2 separate regions of the Homo sapiens genome follow, and region 1 is linked to region 2. The links are chromatin loops, found by intact Hi-C in ENCODE. Cell type or tissue: heart left ventricle. All regions are shown on one strand. Each heading gives the region's core, and the rest is flanking DNA. Links, peaks and the distances in the headings are about the cores only.

Evidence for each region. Peaks named below come from ENCODE experiments on the same cell type or tissue, not always from the same donor. Only the 100,000 strongest peaks of a DNase experiment are listed, where the experiment ranks them.
Region 1: it touches region 2 in a loop (5-fold over the local background); 4 of 110 quality-filtered maps call a loop at or near these places.

Annotation. Positions count from the first base shown.
Region 1 is chr17:82,595,344-82,607,969 of GRCh38, reverse strand. It overlaps FOXK2 (forkhead box K2), which reads right to left. Exons shown (of 9, transcript NM_004514.4): 9 at 3,368-6,667. The coding sequence ends at 6,471. Among named protein-coding and RNA genes, the nearest start is that of FOXK2-AS1, 13 kb to the right of the region's middle. RefSeq lists a silencer at 4,839-4,948 and an enhancer at 7,729-7,978. In heart left ventricle, for the core only: no CTCF peak of the experiment used is centred there; a DNase peak (open chromatin) is centred at 6,149; H3K27ac peaks cover 429 bases.
Region 2 is chr17:82,534,587-82,542,586 of GRCh38, reverse strand. All of the region lies in intron 1 of FOXK2 (forkhead box K2), which reads right to left. Among named protein-coding and RNA genes, the nearest start is that of FOXK2, 19 kb to the right of the region's middle. RefSeq lists an enhancer at 6,619-7,204 and a silencer at 7,900-8,000. In heart left ventricle, for the core only: no CTCF peak of the experiment used is centred there; no DNase peak of the experiment used is centred there; H3K4me3 peaks cover 1,718 bases; H3K27ac peaks cover 2,957 bases.

The DNA.
Region 1 (12,626 bases), core at 4,627-12,626, 61 kb before region 2:
ACCACCACACTTGGTTTATTTTTAGTAGAGACAGGATTTTGCCAAGTTGCCTAGGCTGGTCTCCAACTCCTGGGCTCAAGTGAGCCTCCCACTTCGACCCCCCAAAGTGTTGGGATGAGACACTGTGCCCCGCCCTGCATTCCTAATTCAAAAATTTGAAGTCCAAAATGCTCCAATGAATATTTCCTTTGAGCATCGTGTCAACACTCAAAGTTTCGGATTTTAGATTACTGAGTTTTCAGATTAGGAATACTCAACCTGGATAAGTCAGTTTTCTTTGGCTGCTTTCCAGGTTAAAAAAAAAATGTCTTTTCTTTAGTTTATTGCCTCAACATGGTTTTCCTTGAGATGATCTTATTGGAATTCACTCACCTTCGTGAATCTTTAAAGTATTTATTAAAAAAAAAAAAAAAATATATATATATATATATACACACACACACATATATAGGCCAGGCGCGGTGGCTCACGCCTGTAATCACAGCACTTGGGGAGGCCGAGGCGGGCGGATCATGAGGTCAGGAGATCAAGACCATCCTGGCTAAGACGGTGAAACCCCGTCTCTACTAAAAATACAAAAAATTAGCCGGGCGTGGTGGTGGGTGCCTGTAGTCCCAGCTACTCCGGAGGCTGAGGCAGGAGAATCGCTTGAACCTGGGAGGCAGAGCTTGCAGTGAGCCGAGATCGTGCCACTGCACTCCAGCCTGGGCAACAGAGCGAGACTCCGTCTCAAAAAAATAAATAAATAAAAATAAATTAAAAAAATATATATATATGTATTTTTTTTTTTAAATGAGACAGTCTCGCTGTCGCCCAGGCTGGAGTGCAGTGGCGCAATCTGCGCTCACTGCAACCTCCGCCTCCTGGGCTCAAGCGATTCTCCTGCCTCAGTCTCCCGAGTAGCTGAGATTACAGGTGTGTGCCACCATGCCCGGCTAATTTTTGTATTTTTAGTAGAGATGCGGTTTCACCATGTAGGCCGGGCTGGTCTTGATCTCCTGACCTCGTGATCCACCCACCTCGGCCGCCCAAAGTGCTGGGATTACAGTCATGAGCCACCGCGCCCACCCGGACTAAAATATTTCTTTAAAAAAAATTGTATACGTTGTTTCTCTGTTTTATAGGAATCTAGTGACATACACAGTAGACCCTTCAATCTTGTCCTACAAGTCCCAGTTCATTTTTGTTTCCAAATGTTTTTCTGTTTATTCACTGAATTTTTTCATTTCTTTGATTCAAGAGCATTTGCCCTTATTTCACAGAGCATGGTTATAATAACTGTTCTTTATCTGATATTCCCAATATTTGGGTCATGTGAGAGTTGGCATTCGGTCTTTTCACTTTAGGGCAGAGATTTTTCTGGCTCTTTTTACGTTTAGTAATTTTGTATTCTAGACATTCGGCATACCTTGAGACTCCCAAGTCCATGAAACCCTCTGCAGGATGCTGAGTTGTGTCTCAGCAGGCAAGTAACCCAGTTATGTTCTGATTGCATGTGCCAGCCTGCCTCCTGGAGCTGTGACTCTGGTGTCAGGCTAGTCTTCCAAGTCTGTGTCGTGCTGTTCACCCAGGGGCCAGTCTACACAGGAGTTGAGCTCAAATAGCCTTTGCTGTTTTCCCCACGTCAGTGCCATTCATGTGGAGCTTTAGGGGGTCTCTTAACTCCTCTGCTGTGTCCTTTGACTTAAAAGCCCAGGTTTCAGCCTCTCTGTGCTGTTCCCATTCCTATGACTAGGTCCAGCTTGGGGCCAAAGTGGAGCAGGGATTTCCCTCATGCTCTTTGGACTACAGGGGCCTGTTTTCCAATTCCTCTCGTCAGCGTGAAGGGTTCTGTGGGAGTCGCCAGCGTGAAGGGCTCTGTGGGAGTCGCCAGTGTCTGCAGGGCTGCTGCTTGCAGGAGTTTCCCACGACCGTCTCTGCCCAGGATGAGAGGGAAGCGGGCTTCTCTTGGAGATTTTAATGTTCATCCCTAATGTGCAGTTCGGATAGACCGCCCCCGACTAGGCCCAGCAACGGACTAGGCTCAGCAATGGGAGGGGAAAACCCAGGAAAAACCCATCACACCGGTCCTTGTTCTGGCTCTAGTCTGCCTGCTGTTCTGTATTATATACGACTGACTTTCCATAGGACTGAGATAGTTGCTCTGTTTGTTAGGTCCACAGTTAGTCATAACCCCTAGGAGACACAGGTGGAGGAGTCCACTGGAATCTTTGTAGCCAGTTTAGTCATCAGAGGTCACTTGAGACCCACTCTGAATTGTAATTTTGTGTTGCTGTGGACATAGCTCAGAAAGGGGGCAACAAACAGTGACAATTTCCCAGCACCCATCAACGCAGCCCGGGTGCACTGCAGACGCAGACCTGGCAGAAACAAATTACAAATGACTGCTTCACTTTGCTGGAAGAGGCAGTCTCGCAGGGCGTGATAAACAGTTCTTTTATGCCAGTATGAACTGTTTTAAATTAGGGGATCAGTGTAAGGAATAAAACAAACACTCCGTTATGAACTCTCTGTCCGTGAACATCATTTAGCTCCCAAAGGCCTCTGTGTCATTTTCAGCACGGTTTCTTCCCTCTGCTACCCTGGGGTGAGTACTGATAATGTCATCACGATTCCAGACATTAGCGATCCACACCAGATTTTCAGGGCCTGAAGATCAAAGTGTTCCTGTGTGGGAACTTGAATACCCAAGTACCTCTTCAGAAGAGCTGCTTTTTCTTTTTTTCTGAGACGGAGTCTCGCTCTGCCGCCCAGGCTGGAGTGCAGTGGCGCAATCTCGGCTCACTGCAAACTCCACCTCCCAGGTTCACGCCATTCTCCTGCCTCAGCCTCCCGAGTAGCTGGGACTACAAGCGCCCGCCACTGCGCCCGGCTAATTTTTTTTGTATTTTTAGTAGAGATGGGATTTCACCATGTTAGCCAGGATGTTCTCAATCTCCTGACCTCATGATCTGCCCGTCTCGGCCTCCCAAAGTGCTGGGATGACAGGCATGAGCCACCGCGCCGGCCAAGAGCTGCTTTTTCATTTTCTGAGAAAATGTCCCTCAAGATGCTTTGCAGTGATCTTCATTCTCAGGTTGGAGAGAAAGTCTGCAGAAGAAATAGTGGCAGCCACAATCTCCAAGTAACTTTAAAACTCCGACATCATAGATCAATCAATCAAGACCCTGTTACCACTGCCTGTGACACGGCGCCTTTTCTACCTGCACGCTCAACCCGCTGTCCCACTGGCAGGGCCTGCAGTGCTGGTCCTCAGTGCAGCTCCCTGGTTAAGTTCTTGCCAATGCGCTAGGCCTCCGGTGTGCTCAGAAGAGAGCATGAAGTAAAAAGTCAGTCAATCAAAATGAAAATGATACTCTGCATTCCATTAAAATTAATAAAAATATTTTATTGAATTTCAGGAACTTGGTACTTTTTTAAAACTTCAAATCTTTGCACACAAATCACCACTATACTTTCTAGAATAGTGGAAGTTAGGACTTCAAGATTGTCACTTATCTCCTTGTGTCACACAGCACAGAAACCCCAAGTCCTCACACTGCCCCCACCCCCCTTCTGGCCATGACTACCAACTACTCTGTTATTCTAGCGGAGGACAATGACGGAAGTGGGTAGACGACTGAAGGAGATCAGCTGTCCACCGCGTACTCTACTAAAGTGAGAGGAGGAGCAACCGAGGATCATGCCGCACACACTCTGAGTGCACCACGTGACGTGGGTCATACGGGAGTTCCCTTTTGTTTTCTCGTTTGGTTCAGGGCAAAGCTACTGAAATTGTTCCTAGTCCCTGAGGAGCTCAGAAGTTGGGCAAAGGTCACAGCAGACTTCCTGAAAAGCAGACACTGAGGAACACAGTGGAGAGCGGGAGTTCACAGCGACGCAGCTGAGGACGACGCAGGACCTCTCCCAAAGGTGCTGCAGCTCCAGCACCAGGGGCCAGGGCTGCGGCGACAGCAGCTCAGCAACCCTTGCTGTGCTCAAGTTCTTGGGGATTCAGAGCTAAGTTCAAAATTTAGAAACAGTGCCTTAAAGACGGGCAAGAAAACCCGGTGTGGGAGTCTGCTCATCTATGGTTTGTTACTGCTCTCGCTTCGATATTCTTAAATTCCTAGGTACCAATGAAAAAGCCAAGTGAACGTGGCAGAGTGAGGAGGAGACAGGAGCGTGTGCACCTTCCATCTGTGAGAGGCACACTTCAGTCTGGGTTCAAGATGCAGAATGGTGCCTACGGCAAAAAAAAAAAAAAAAAACACCCTCCTCCCTTCTTTACCATTTGAATGGACATTTTCCTTACCTGTGATCCCAACAGAAACAGATCCAGACCTATCATGTGAAGTCCACGTTCCAGGATCAGAAGTAACCAGTTTATGGACTGAGCTTACACGGGAAAGTCTACCCCCGACTCCTTCTGGATAGTAACATACACAGCTGCATAAAAACGTCTCCAAGGGGACATACGATGCATTTGCTTGGTGTCCCAGCCAAGCTCCCCACCGGCGACCTCACTGTTCCTTAGAGCTCAAGAGCTCGTCTCCTATCAATCAGAGAACCCCATCAGCTGTGACCAACAGAGCTGGAGCCCTCTGTGGAGGGAGCTGACCCCACACACAGGACAGAGCAGAATCCTGATTATTTTACAAACTGCAAACCTTCTGAGTAAGAAGACAAAAATATACATTCCAAGGTATCTGTAAAGTGCTTGGAAGATGCAGACAGCTGCACCGAGGGGCTCTGATCCATCCACACGCTGCGCTTTGCTGCGGTCACACACACGGTCTCAGTCACGTGATGGTTTTGCTTTTATTTCTTAAACGGCTGAGTGATAATCCAGCTAGTGTGCAGTCATTTCATACCTTTCAATGGGCGTCACCGCAGTGACGCTGCCCCAGCCCCATGCTGAGGGCCGACACAATTCACGGAACAGATTCATCATATTTGGTCTTTATGTAAATAATAAATGTTTTAAAATTGCCTAAATATACCATTCTGAGCCATTTCATCCCTATTTCATCCCACCAGGAAAATACAGGTTTTTTCCTCTCTAAAAAAAAATTAAATACCAAAATAACTACATTTAAATAAATAATGTTATGATGATGACATTTAAAAGCTCAGCCATCAGGCTGACGCCCTCTCCCCATGTGCACGGCCCTCGGCCCTCGGCCGGCACACTCGGGAAGGGCCAGCGGTTTTCTTCCTGAGGAGCCGGGCGAGGAGGTGCAGGGACCTCCCACTCTCATTCCCTCACCCCCGTCCTGTCCTCATTTTCCGTAGAGGAGTCAGCCTCAGGATTGGGTTCGGTTCTGAAAGGTCAGGGACATTTCCTACCACAAAACAGGAAATGCCCCAGACGTGCCCTGCAGGACGTGGCTCGGACCCTGCTCCACCATGGCGGCCGCTCACCGAAGGTGGGGAGTAGACAGCAGGTCAGAGGCCGCCTAGAGCCGGAGGGACACCCCAAATACAAACATACCACGGAGAGACCTGGGATCTGAGTTTCAAAAGGGCCTGTGATAAAAGACTGAATCTTTTTCCAAATGAAGTAGAAATGGTTCTGTCGTTTTAAACATACACAATACTTAGGAGACTTGTTTTACTCAGAGTGGAAAATTTTGCCAGGGACAAAGTCAACACAAAGAAACAAACAACAAAAAATAGCCAGAAAGAGAACAGTTAAGTGCAGCTCGGTGAGTCCCGGCAGTTCCTTCCCGGCACTGGCTCGTCCCTGGGTTCTCAAGGTTCCATGCGGCCACAGCGTCCGTCCACCTGTCCACGCGAGCCACATGCTGAAATGGAGGTGGATAAAATTCATCAGGCAGCTGCTGTAACACGGAAATGTGCAGATGCCAGAGTAGCTTCGTCTGAACTTGAACAAGACAGACAAAAGGAAATCATTCCATAGGCTGAAAACAAAAACAAAACTACGTTGTTTCTTTGCCCCAAATGAAATCCACGGAAAGGGCCTGTGTGATTCTGAAAGTCTCAGTAGAAATGGAGTGATGTGAAATGCCCAAGACCCCATTATTTTGTAAAGAAAGGACACCTCAAAATACTCTAATTCCACATGTCTCCGCTGCCTGGTGGGTCCTGTGAGGGCGGCGGGGATGGCTCCCCCCGCGTCCTGAGGCCTAGTCTTGGGAGACCCACTCACAGCAGGCGCTGGCCGTGCCGTCCTCACACAGCGATGCCTGGTCCTCGCGGGAGGACAGAGTTTCACTCGTAGGTAGAAGCTCAGCCCAGCAGGTGCTCAGTGGAGACACCGTCTCCCAAATCAGGTTTTGTTGTGTGTGGGTTTTGTTCAAGTGTGACTTCTGTCTTTAAGGAGTGTTAAGGCCAGCTGGGTTTTGGGTTTTCAGTGCTGAGAGGTGAAGTCCAACCACAGGGCCCTGCACCCCCGAGTGCTGGCGGGAGGCCGCGTCTCCTTTTGGCACCACAGAGTTGATATCGTTAAAGAAAAGCTCTCCCGGTCGCTAGTTCTGGACACCCTTTTCCCTTACGGCTGCCGGTGGCGTGTCCACGCTCAGGGCAATGACGATGCCCTCGCCGTCTTCTGTCTTGATCCGCTTCAGCTCCGGCTGCTCCGGCTGGTCACCGTTGTGGCGCTTTGTGGGCAGGGAGGCCGATGCGGATGCGTGTGTTGCCAACATGTGCAAAGGACTCGCCGCGGCTGAAATGACACGAGGGAGTCAGAACCCCACGCTCTCACGTGAACCCTCGCGACTCAGAACCCCACGCTCTCACGTGAACCCTCGCGAGTCAGAACCCCACGCTCTCATGTGAACTCTCGCCCTCTAAGGGTCCTGCCACTCCCAGGCCCGCGGAGGCTCCCACAAGACCCCAGGGACTGGCCCACGGTGGCCAAGGGCACAGGAGCCTGGGCTGGGCCCTTGGGACCCCAAAAAACTGCAGCAAGTGAACTGCCTGATTAGCGGACATTTTTATTAACAGCTGGCATCATCTTTGTTATGTCCTATAAATAGGCTATTTTGATGTCACTGCTGGGGGAGAAAGGCTGAGTCCAGTAGTGGTTGAGGCAGACAGGAGATGGCCCTGCTGGCTCGGCGAAGGAGTGGCTGCCGCTCGCTGCTCTCCCTCATGCGGAGGCCCTGCCCTCGCCCCCCCACCACCCGCACAAGATGCTCCTGGACCATTTCCACACAGAAGGGAGCGGGGCTCCATCTGTCCCATAGGAGAGAAGCACCACAGTTTCTCATGGATGCTGCTCACCTGTGTCCTGGGTCAGTCCACAGAGGTGTGTGGGCAGAACAGAGACTGCTGGCTGCTAACGGCTGACCAGGCTGAGTTAATTCCAAAGGCCAAGCTTCCAACTAACATGCGATGGGTAATGTTATGTGCCAGCCTGGCTGAGCCACAGTGCCCAGATTTTGGTCAACCATTAATCTGGATGTTTCTGTATAGTTACTTCTTTAGATGAAATTAACATTTAAATCAGTCAGCTCTGAGTAAATCAGCTGATCGCCATGAGTGGGTGGGCCTCATCCAATCAGGTGAAGGACTAAGAAAAGACTGAGGTCCTCTGAGGGGAGCACTCTGCCCTGGATGGCCTCTGGACTCTTGAGAATCCAGCACTGACTCTTTCCCCGGGGTTCGGTCCACCCTGCAGATGCTGAGCTTGGCAGGCCCCACAACAGAGTGGGCAGATTCCACAGAATCTGTCTCCAGGCCGCCGCCTTGGCTCTGTTTCTCTGGGGCACCCTCACCTACCAGGTGCCATCAGGACCCCACCATCTCCAGCTTCCGGCACAGGCCAGTCCTCCTTGTGGGCGGCGGCATTTCTGGAAGACGCTGTCACCTCCCCAGGGGGCACTTCTTGGTGGGCCCCGTGATGCTCTGAGAAGCAGGTCCTAGGCCCCTAGGCTGCGCACACACCAGCCACTGCACTTCTCTAACCCAAGACCAACTCAGAGCACCCCAGGGTGGGAGCAGGAACACACCCCTGGGAGGCCCCAAAGCAGCTGTGCAGCAACCACTTCAGGCTGTCCCAGGAGGCTCAGAGCAGACACGCCTACAGGGCAGTACCTGAACCCAACCACAAACACAGCACACATGGTACGCTACGCCCTGGTGCCTAGAGATGTGGGAGGGGGACTTGCCCACCTGTCCGTCAAGGGCCAGCCCTCTCAGACCACAGGCCCTGGCGTGGGCAATACCCGCCTCCTACTCGCAGTCCCCTGCAGGGACGCTGGCTGGTCAGAGACCGACCTCCGCCCCCAGGTCTTCCCTAGCGGAGCGGATGTGAGTCCGGCCAGGTGCGTGGTCAGCTCCTCATGGCCAGATAGCCGGGGCAGCCACGAAGAGCGGGAGTCAACACTGGGCTCCGAAGAGACTCAAGCAGCAAACGGGGACCCAGTGACATCGGGTCAGCCGTGAGAGCCCCGTTTTAGAATTCAGGACATAGCCCTGAGGCCACAGAGGTGTGTTCCCTGGAAGCCAAACCCCTGTCAACAGTGTGGATGTGTGACTTTATCGTGTTCCCTTCTCCTTTCCACCTCTGAGCAACAGAAATAGCAGAGGACCAATTTACACATAAAACATGAACAAGAGGCCAGGTGCGGTGGCTCACGCCTGTAATCCCAGCACTTTGGAAGGCTGAGGCGAGAGGATCACCTGAGGTTACGAGTTCAAGACCAGTCTCGAACTGGCCAGCATGGTGAAACACCATCTCTACTAAAAATACAAAAACATTAGCCGGGCAAGGTGGTGGGGGCCTATAGTCCCAACTACTCGGGAGGCTGAGGCAGGAGAATCACTTGAACCCAGGAGGCGGAGGCTGCAGTGAACTGAGATCGTGCCATTGCACTCCAGTCTGGGGGACAAAGAAATTCCGTCTCAAAAAAAAAAAAAAAAAAAAGAAGCTGCTCAGCTTCCAGAAAGCACGGCTGCCACAAAGCAGGAAGCTGGGCTGAGGAAGAGGCTTGGAGCCCAACGAGAGGGCAGGGGAGACTCCAGACCTAGGGGAGGCACGGGAGGCCGCTGAGCCCACCCACGTGACCCGGAGGAGCCGTGTTAGGTCGGCACCCTCTCAGGGAGACCCCCACATTCCCTGACGTCGGTTTCCTGGCGCCTGACGGCAGGGTGGCCCCCACAGAGAGAGGCACACGCACCCAGATGCGAGTCACAGCCAGTGTCTGACAAGCACCAATACCCTGAATGAGATGAGGTCACTGCTATGGTGTGGGCATCTGTCTCCTGAAATGCTGAAACTCACTTGCCCACGCAGCCTAATTAGGAGGTGGCATCTTCAGAAGGTGACTTGACCATGAAGGCTTTGCCCTCACTAACAGCTTAATGCTGTCACCAAGGGACAGGCTCATGATTCCAGGAGTGAGTTCATTCTAAAAGGGTGAATATGCCTTCACCCCATCACCACGTGAGCACACAGGAAGAAGGCCCTTGCCAGCCTCCAGAACTGCAAGCCAATCCGTTTCTGTTCATGCTAAAGTCTTCCATCTTGGGTGTTCTGTTACGGCAGCACAACACGGCTGACTCACCCAACCCAACAGCCTCACCCTCACCAGGGCTCAAGTTGACTGGATGACCCAGAGAATACAAGAGGCGTAGGCCAGGCACAGTGGTCCACGCCTGCAACCCCAAGAGAGGCTGAGGCAGGCGGGTCCCTTGAGGCCAGGAGGCTGAGACCAGCCTGGACAACATAGCAAGACCCCGTCTCTATAAAAAATAAATAATTTTTAAAAGGACATAAAACTAGAAATGACAGACAGGAGGAATAATTTTTAAAAAGACGTAAAACTAGAAACGACAGCTAGACAGAAGGAATAAGTTTAGTGTTCTGCAGCACTGCGAGATGATGGGAGTCAACAATACGGTTTCAAACAGCCAGAAGGTTCCCAACACCTAGAAATGGTCAATGAGATGACGGATGTGCCGATCACGAGTCACATGCTTCTCAACATCACTGTGCACCCCATACACTTGCACAATTATTCTGTGTCAATTAGAGAACAGTAGTGAGAGGCCTGGAGTGAAAAGAAACTGGGAGGCCGGGCGCGGTGGCTCACGCCTGTAATCCCAGCACTTGGGGAGGTCAAGGTGGGCGGATCACCTGAGGTCAGGAGTTTGAGACCAGCCTGGCCAACGTGGTGCAACCCCGTCTCTACTAAAAATACAAAATTAGCCAGGTGTGGTGGCGGGCACCTGTAATCTCAGTTACTCAGGAGGCTGAGGCAGGAGAATTGCTTGAACCCAGGAGGCAGAGGTTGCAGTAAGCCAAGGTCATGCCACTGCATTCCAGCCTGGGCAACAAAAGCAAAACTCTGTCTCAAAAAAAAAAGAAAGAAAAGAAATGGTGACACTTAAATACTCTCATCCACCCAGCCCTGCCCTCACAGAGCCTCTGTCGCGAGGTACTCCGCCACGTGGAGACCCCACATGGAGCCCTGTAACAGCAGAGGGGCTGTGCTAACACGCCCGGCCCTGAAGCAGAGGTCTCAGCAGAGGCTCGGAGGGAGGTGGAGGGCACGCAAGGAAGACTAAAGGCAGCAGAGCCCTGGAGGTGCCGGAGCTGGGGAGGGAGCAGCCATCAGCCCTGCAGCCCCGGGGTGGGCCACAAGAGAGGGCGACCCCTCTCCTCCAGGGCAGAGAAGGAACACACACACGAGTTGGGCACATGCTCCTGATGAGGCCCACACGTGCTCTCTTGGGAAGGCACTGACTCTGTTGATCTAAAGATGCTGAATAAGGCAGAAGGGTCTGTGCAGCGAGCACTGCAAACTCTGGTTTGCACCGAGGACCACATGGTGCCAGGAAGGACCATCCTGGACAAGGAGTGTGATGTATGAGCACCTCGGGCCCACGTGACCTGTGTCGACACGGGTGTGTTACAGGGAGTCACGGCTTAGCGCGTGGGGCCTGGAGGCGACCCTGCCCCTGGGCACACCCAGAGGCGCCGCCGCCTTCACCAGCCCCTGCCCCTCACCGGCTGAACTCGTAGACAGGCTTGCTCTGTGTTCCGTGAGAGCTCTGAGCACAAGGGGCTCTCGCCACGCCTGACAACCCGGGGACTGTAACTTGGAGCAGCACTTCAGCAAGCCCGGGAGGACTACAGGAATTTCCTACCATGAAATGGAACCTGAAGTAGGTGAGAAGATGGGGAGGGGGTGGTCTGTGGAATAAAACAAACGTGAAATCAAGGAGATCGGCAGAGATCAAAGAAAGAGGGGCTCCGCCAGCTCTGCCACACACTCTGGATTCAACACCGTCCCAATCAAGACGCCAGCAGGCTTGGTGTAGGAATCCTACAGTTCACGCGGAAATGCCAAGGACCTAGAATGGCTGAAGCGATTTTTAAAAAGAACAAAGTTGGAGGAGCGACACCTCCTTAGTGGGAGACTTGATGAGGCTGCAGGAGCTGGGCAGGGAGCCCTGCCACACAGACTGCCCGCAGAAAGTGCGTCTGGAAACAGTCCCCACGTGTGCGCGGTCCCGGGGCGTGACGAGGGCACCAGGGCAACCGGTGGGGCAGGCACGTCCTGACGCCACCTCTGAGGCTCCCCCTACACCAAGCTCTGAGGCTCCCCCTACACCAAGCTCTGAGGCTCCCCCTACACCAAGCTCTGAGGGTCCCCCTACACCAAGCATGGAAAACACAGCAGGAACGATGAGAAGGGAACAAGCAGCCACCAAGAATCTGGGCAAGGAACGTGTTCCAGAATTAAGGCGTCAGCGAACAACTGCCCTAGTAACGTGAAAGAAAAAGAAGAAGGGACTCAGGCTACTGAAGGCGAAGCAGGAACTGACCTGCAGTTGGTGTGAGCTGGGCAAACCCCGTGACCACCTCAGATGCTCCTCCCTGCAATCGCGGTCGCAGTCTGTGGCCGCAGGTGTGGCCTCAACCGACTCTAATGTGTCTACAAAAAATGTGCAGACAGCCGGGGCCACTGCGGTAGGCCAGAGATGCACAGACGCGCAGTGTGACTCTGGTTTCCAGTGGCCTTTCTCCTACGCTGACTCGGAACAGCATCCACGCTGTAGGTGTCTCTGGACAACCTTCCACCTGTCGTTTCTCATCCCAGGTTCCGGGCTGCCGGAAAAGGCTTTGCTCTTGTCTCCAGAAGCACCTGCTGGTCTGTCTGGATGGGGCCTGCTGTGTCAACTGAGGCAACTCCAGTCTGAGCTGGCACATGGGGGCCTTCTGAGGCCAAGGGGCCCTGGGGAGAGGAGTGGGAAAGGACCCCAAGTCACAGGAGCCAGGTGCACTTTTAGGGCCCAGGGAATAGTGACACAGGCTTAATAACAGGGACCGACCCCACTGTTAGAGCTTTCAACGAAGAAAAACCGTGACCACATGTATAGCACTCTGTCCTCTCCAGTTCAAACACAAGGAGAAGGCTGGGCGCGGTGGCTCACACCTGTAGTCCCAGCATTTGGGGAGGCAGAGGCGAGAGAATCACTTGAACCTAGGAGTTTGAGACCAGCCTGAGCAGCACGGTAAGACCCCATCTCTACAAAAGAAAAAAAATATTAGCTGGACATGTTTGTACGTGCCTGTAGTCCTGGCTACTCAGGAGGCTGAGGCAGGAGAATCACTTGAGCCCACGAGTTCAAGGCTGCACTGAGCTGTGATCACGCCACTGCACTCCAGTCTG
Region 2 (8,000 bases), core at 1-8,000:
GTAATTCACGGTTGGGAGGCCAAGGCAGGAAGATTGCTTGAGCCCAGGAGTACTAACTACACCAACCTGAGCAGGACAGTGACACCCTGTCTGTATAAAATAAAATAAAATAAAAAACTGGGGAAGGGCATGGTGGCTCACGTCTGTAATCCCAGCACTTTGGGAGGCCAGAGACGGGCGGATCACCTGAGTTCAGGAGTTCGAGACCAGCCTGGCCAACATGGTGAAATCCCGTCTCTACTAACAATACAAAAAGAATTAGCTGGGCCTGGTAGTGCGCACCTGTAATCCCAGCTACTCGGGAGGCTGAGGCAGGAGAATTGCCTGAACCCAGGAGGCGGAGGTTGCAGTGAGCCGAGATCGCACCATTGCACTCCAGCCTGGGCGACAAGAACGAAACTGTCTCAAAAAAAAAAAAAAGAAAGAAGAAAAAAAAAATTTGTGGAGGGAGGCTGAGGCAAGTGGATCACTTGAGGCCAGGAGTTCAAGACCACACTGGCCAACGTGGCGAAACCCTGTCTCTACCAAAAAATACAAACATAGCCAGGCGTGGTGGTGCATGCCTGTAATCCCAGCTACTAGGGTGGCTGAGGCAAAAGAATCACTTGAACCGGGAAGGTGGAGGTTGCAGTGAGCTGAGATTGTGTCACTGCACTCCAGCCTGGGAAACCGAATGAGACTCCATCTCAAAAAAAAAAAAAAATTTAATTAGCTGGATGCAGTGATTTGTGCCTCTAGTCCCTACTACTCAGGAGGCTGAGGTAAAGAGGATCCCTTGAGCCCAGAAATTCGAGGGAGCAGTGAGCCATGATCGCACCACTGCACTCCAGCCTGGGCAACAAAGTAAGACTCCATCTATTAAGAAAAAAATCACCCTTCCTACCTCTTGAAACAGGTACAATGCAGTTCACAGTGTGTTAAGTATGAAAAAAAAGTTATCAGTTTTCATTTGAGTGTCATATCTGATTGTCACACAAGTATCAATTTGTAATACACAGATACAAGTTAATACATTTAAAAATTTGGCCAGGCGTGGTGACTCACATCTGCAATCCCAGCACTTTGGGAGGCTGAGGCAGGAGGTCAGGAGTTCGAGACCAGCCTTGGCCAACATGGTTAAACCCCGTCTCTACTAAAAATACAAAAATTAGCCGGGCGTGATGGCGGGCGCCTGTAATCCCAGCTACTTGGGAGGCTGAGGCACGAGAATCACTTGAACCCAGGAGACGGAGGTTGCAGTGAGCCGAGATCGTGCCACTGCACTCCAGCCTGGGCGATACAGCACAACTCTGACTGAAAAAAAAAAAAACTGTAAATCATTAGTTATTTAGAATCTACAACTATTTTAAAATTCTAACTCCAGAAACCTGTCTATTTCAGGCCTACTTGTGCTTATACCACACCCTTTGTCCCTGTCCCTGCACGCCCCTGAGGTTGGCCCACTGACACCTATGCTAAAAGGTGAATCCATCAGCAGAACCAGAGAAGACGGAGCTGCTCACACAGGAATTTGCTTGGTCTCAAACACCCTCCAACCGCTGGGAGGGCCTACTCCAAGGACAATGAAGCAGCAGCCACACGCCACACACACCCACTGTGGACCCCTGTCTGAGAAAGATCACACTCCAAGCTATGCCACTGTCAGCCCCCGAAGGTGCCACTCCATTTCAAGCCAACACAGTATTAACACATAAAAAGGCTTTTCTGTTCAACAAGCCCAGGTGTGATGCGCTGGGAAAAAAATAATAAATGCTCACTTACTGATATGGGACCTCAGCTGTCAACCTTGTTAGTGGGCATAAAACAATTAGAGAATTCAAGACAGAATAAACTGCTAACTTGATAACTATTTGCTCCCTCCCTAGATGGCACTGAGAGACAGATATAGGGAAAGCATCTGAGCAGGAACCTTCACGGCTGGTCTTACAGGAGAGGCAGCTGCAGAGTAGCATCCAGTGGGCAGGCGTGTGGGAGGAAGGAAAGGGTTACGCCTGAGGGTGGGTGCTGGACTGGAGTGTGCCAACTCCAGGAGAAAAGACAGGGGCATGAGTAGACAAACCATCCCCAAGCATCCAGGCCAATGGGATGGCTACACAGGGGAAAGGGGGTATAGACATGGGATCACTGGAAAGGCTTCAAACAGATTACGTGCAGAAGGACGCATACCCACAAACAACAATCGTGCAGGAAGAATGGACATAAGACAGGGAAGTGAAAGTCATTAACACCAAAATCTCTTACCTCCAATTCTCCAAATCATTCAAGCGGTTGAGCCCATTCTGAAAGGTAACTCTTTTTTTTTTTTTTGAGACAGTTTCGCTCTTGTTGCCCAGGCTGGACTGCGATGGCATGACCTCGGCTCACCGCAATTTCCACCTCCCAGGTTCAAGCAATTCTCCTGCCTCAGCCTCCCAAGTAGCCAGGATTACAGGCATCCGCCATCACACTCGGCTAATTTTTGTATTTTTAGTAGAGACAGGTTTTCACCATATTGGCCAGGCTGGTCTTGAACTCCCGACCTCAGGTGATCCGCCTTCCTTGGCCTCCCAAAGTGCTGAGATTACAGGCGTGAGCCACCGCGTCCAACAAGCTCTTTCAATTATCGATATTTTTTTTTTTTTGAGATGGAGTCTCGCTGTGTCACCCAGGCTGGAGTGCAGTGGCATGATCCCAGCTCACTGCAACCTCCACCTCCCAGGTTTAAGAGATTCTCCTGCCTCTGCCTCTTGAGTAGCTGGGATTACAGGTGCCTGCCACCATGCCCAGCTAATTTTTTGTATTTTTAACGGAGACAGGGTTTCACCATGTTGGCCAGCCTGGTCTCGAACTCCTGACCTCAGGTGATCCAGTCACCTCAGCCTCCCAAAGTGTTGAGATTACAGGCGTGAGCCACCATGCCCGGCCCATTTACATATATTTTTTAATTAATTTTTTTTTTTAAAACAAGGTCTCGAGTGTTACCCAGACTGGAGTGCAGTGGTATGATCATGGCTCACTACAGCCTTGACTTCCTGGGTTCAAGCAATCCTCCCACCTCAGCCTCCAAAGTAGCTGGAATCACAGGCATGTGCCACCATACAGAGCTAATTGTTTCATTTTTTTTGTAGAGACAGGGTCCATCTATGTTGTCCAGGCTGGTCTCGAACTCCTGTCCTCAACTGATCCTCCCGCATCAGCTTCCCAAAGTGTTGAGACTACAGGCCTGAGCCACCACGCCCAGCCACCTTACAGTGCTGAGATTACAGGTCTGAGCCACCACGCCCGGCCACCTTACAGTGCTGAGATTACGGGCCTGAGCCACCACGCCCGGCCACCTTACAGTGCTGAGATTAGGGGTCTGAGCCACCACGCCCGGCCACCTTACAGTGCTGAGATTACGGGCCTGAGCCACCACGCCCGGCCACCTTACAGTGCTGAGATTACGGGTCTGAGCCACCACGCCCGGCCACCTTACAGTGCTGAGATGACAGGCCTGAGCCACCACGCCCGGCCACCTTACAGTTTTAAAAGCTTCAATACTTTTCTATTTCTCCCTCCCATTCTCATACCACATTTTCTACCTCAAAAAGAAATCCCATCACCTCTCAGTCTTAAACATTCCAAACGTGTTTTTCTTTCCACCAGAAGATAAACCAGGAGAGGAAGAAGAATCAAAATTCTGAAGGACTCTTCATCAATACTCTTCTAACTGTTTTGGAAGGAGATCTGGCTGGGGCAACCCATGCTGGGCTGAGTGGCTGTGAGCTGTGGGTATGGCGTAGGGTACAAGTCCCTTCTCTGGGCTGGGCCTCAGTGTTGTCCAAGGGGTGAGCCCCAGGCCTGCCCTGGGGCCAGAGGTGACAGTGAGGGGCTTGAGGAAGGGCCCGGCTGGAAAGATGCATCCTAAGTTTGGTGGGGTTCTTTTTCATTCCCTATAAAACACGGTGCAGAGCATTTTGCTCTTCTACACCATACATGATACACAGAAAAACCCCATGCGGCTCCTGTGGGGACTGTGTCCACCAGCAGAGGACAAGGGCATTCTTCTGTCTGCAACAACGAAGGCAAATGCGAGGACGGTAATTTTTCCTTTGACAAAATGAGCTTAATGTTGTTTTAATTGGAGACAGGATCTTGGTCTGTCACCCAGGTTGGAGCGCAGCGGCACGAGCATGGCTCACTACAGCCTCAACTTCCCGGGCTCAAGTGATCTTCCCATCTTAGCCTCCCAAGTGTCCAGGACTGGAGGAATGCACGACCACACCTAATTTTTAAATTTTTTGTAGAGAAAGAAGTCTCACTATGTTGGCCAGGCTGGTCTCGAACTCCTGGCCTCCAGCAATCCTCCCACCTCCCACCCGGCCTATATCTTTTTTTTCTTTTTTCAGACGGAGTCTTGCTCAGTCGCCCAGGCTGGAGTGCAATGGCACGATCTCGGCTCACTGCAACCTCTGCCTCTTGGGTTCAAACGATTCTCCTGTCTCAGCCTCCCAAGTAGCTGGGATTACAGGCACCGACCATCATGCCCAGCTAATTTTTGTATTTTTGTAGAGACAGGGTTTCACCATGTTGGCCAAGCTAGTCTCGAACTCCTGACCTCAAGCAATCCACCTGCCTCAGCCTCCAGAAGTGCTGGGATTACAGGTGAGAGCCACTGTGCCTGGCCACGGATTTTTTTTTTTTTTTTTTTGGAGACAGAGTCTCCATTGCCAGGCTGGAGTGCAGTGGTGCAATCTCAGCTCACTATAACCTCCACCTCCCAGGTTCAAGGGGTTCTCCTGCCTCAGCTTCCAGAGTAGCTGGGATTACAGGCGTGTACCACCACGCCCGGCTAATTTTTTTATTTTCAGTAGAGATGGGGTTTCCATGTTGGCCAGGATGGTCTCAATCTCTTGACCTCGTGACCTGCCCGCCTCGGCCTCCAAAAGTGTTGGCAAACAGGCATAAGCCACCGTGTGCCTGGCCTTTTTTTTTTTTTTTTTTTTTTTGAGATGGAGTCTCACTCTTGTCGCCCAGGCCGGAGTGCAGTGGCATGATCTCAGCTCACTGCAACTTCCACTTCCCAGGTTCAGGCAATTCTCCTGCCTTAGCCTCCTGAATAGCTGATTACAGGCACACACCACCATGCCCGGTTAATTTTTTGTATGCTGGCCAGGCTGGTCTCAAACTCCTGACCTCATGATCCGCCCACCTCAGCCTCCCAAAGTGCTGGGATTTCAGGCGTGAGCCACCGTGCCCGCCCGGCAATGGATAATTTTTCACATCCACTTTTACGGTCTAAATGTTCTACAAGAAGTATTATTTCACAATATTTTTAAATTTAATAATATGTTAAACTTTAATCATTTAAGAAAGACTATAAGCATCATACCAATTCAGTCAACAAGTATCTGAATTTCTCAGGAATAACCTTCCTAACATAATACCAGCAGCTCCAGCCCAGCATCCCACTCACTGGTCAGCTGGAGGCTGGCCCCCACCAACTGCCCAGGAGCTGAGTGGATCCAGCAGCAAGAACCTTCTACAACCAACCGCTAAGCTTTATATTCTATTCTTTTCCTAAACAATGTTTTCTAACCTTAAGTGCCTACCAGAAGCTGCTGGAGACCTCATTCAAAATGTATTGTGTGTGTCTGTTCTAATGTGTCTGGAGTCTGACTGACACAAGGCACTCCTCTTCTGTTTTGCCTAAGTCAGATCCAAGGCCAAAAAAAGCTTAAAAACATTTCAAACCCATTTAACTCTCAGATGCCTGGGGCAGAAGATTACAGTCCCAACATACAACAGACTGCCTAAGGCGAAAACCTGGGTGTGTTTCTGGGAAATCAGGACATTCAGAGGCCTCAGTGTGTGCTGGAAAATTCAGAAAGCTACACACATGCCCAGGGCAAAAGGCCCCCTCTGCGAAGACCTCCTCGGCCTCGAGCTTGCTTTCACTCTGGGCTGATCCCTAGGCCAAGGGCAAGCCCATCAAGAGTTCAAGGAGGGCTCAGGCACAGAGCCAGTTCGTAAAGACTGTAAGAGTTCCTGGCATTCAAGGAAATCTTTGTCAAAACACCAACTAAACACAAGCTGAGGAACAAGGACTTCAGTGACTACATAACGAAGGAAGATAGTCTGCAATAACAATAGCTTGGAAAAGTCGTTAAATAAAAGGGCCCCTATATCCTTTGGCAAGCAAAAAACCCCACCAAACCCAAGGAAAGGAGAAGAATCTGATTTCCAGAGCTACTGCGTTCTCATCATCACAGGTCCAGTTTGCAACAACAACAAAAATCACAAGGCACACAAAGAAACAGGAAAGTATGACTCAGTCAAAGAAATAAAAACTGACAGAAACTATTCTGGGGAAGGCCAGATGCTGGATTTGCTAGACAAAGACTTTGAAACAACTGCCTTAAATATGCTCAAAAACTTAAATAAAAACACAGGCCGGGCACCGTAGCTCACACCTGTAATCCCAGCACTTGGGGAGGCCGAGATGGGCAGATCACCTGAGGTGAGGAGTTTGAGACCAGCCTGGCCAACACGGTGAAACCCCATCTCTACTAAAAATACAAAAAAAATGCCAGGCACGGTGGTTCACACCTATAATCCCAGCACTTCGGGAGGCTGAGACAGGCGGATCACCTGAGGTTAGGAGTTCCAGACCCGCCTGACCAACATGGAGAAACCCCATCTCCACTAAATATACAAAATTACCTGGGCATGGTGGCGCATGCCTGTAATCCCAGCTACTCGGGAGGCTGAGGCGGGAGAATCGCTTGAACCAGAAGAGGTTTCAGTGAGCCCAGATCGCGCCACTGCACTCCAGCCTGGGCAACAAAAGTGAAACTCCATCTCAAAAAAAAAACAAAAACAAAAACACACAACTAAAAGAGATAAGGAAAACAACGTGTGTGTGAACCAAACAGGACTATCGACAGAGACAGCATAAAAAGGAACAAAACAGAAATCCTGGAGCTTTTAAAAGGTACAATGACAAACATGAAAAGCTCATGCTAGCAGTTCAATAGCACATCTGAGCAGGCACAAGAAGAATCAGGAAACTTGAAGATGGGAAGACTGAGATTCTGCTCCCGCAAGTCTCCTCAGAAAGGAGAAAGAACAAAGAAGACGAGCAGAGCCTAAAGGACCTGTGAGATGTCAGCTCACCAACCAACCATGGAAGTTTGAAATGGGCAGAAAGAATGTCTGAAAAAATAATGGCCAAAACCTTTTCGAGTTTAATGAAAGACAAAAATTTTACAAATCCAAGAAGCTCAACAAACTCCAAGTAGGATAAACTCACAGGACCCAAAATGAAACACATTTTAATCAGTGTTGAAAGCCAAAAGACAAAAAAAGAGAGAATCTTGACAGCAGCAAGAGATAAGCGACTGGATAACTGTTAACAGCTGACTTCTCATCAGAAATCACGAAGGCCAAGGCCGGGCACGGTGGCTTACACCTGTAATCCCAGCACTTTAGGAGGCTGAGGCAGGTGGATAAGCTGAGGTCAGGAGTTCGAGACCAGCCTAACCAACATGTGGAAACCCCATCTGTACAAAAAATACAAAAATCAGCCAGGTGTGGTGGCAGGCATCTGTAATCCCAGCTACTCCTAAGGCTGAGGCAGGAGAATCGCTTAAACCTGGGAGGTGGAGGTTGCAGTGAGCCAAGATGGTGCCACTGCACTCCAGCTGGGCGACAGAGCAAGAACCTGCCCCCAAAAAATGTGTGTTTTTCAGCACTCAATAATTAACAGGTAGATTTGTGTCAACAAGAAAAGGCATAGCCTGAAAAACAACTTTTAAGAGAGAACAAGATAAAAGATCCATGGAAAATAAATATTACTTCTGGGGACATGTTTCAACGAGTTCGTTACCATCTGTAAGAGGAGACAGGAACAGGAGTGAGTGCTGAGGCACCCAGTCACTAAAGTCAAACCTGGATGGGCTGAAGTGTGTGGTGAGAAGGATCAGAGCTAGAGACCATCTCATGTGCGATAAGGATGTGCTCCAGTAGCGCAGTCCCAGGAG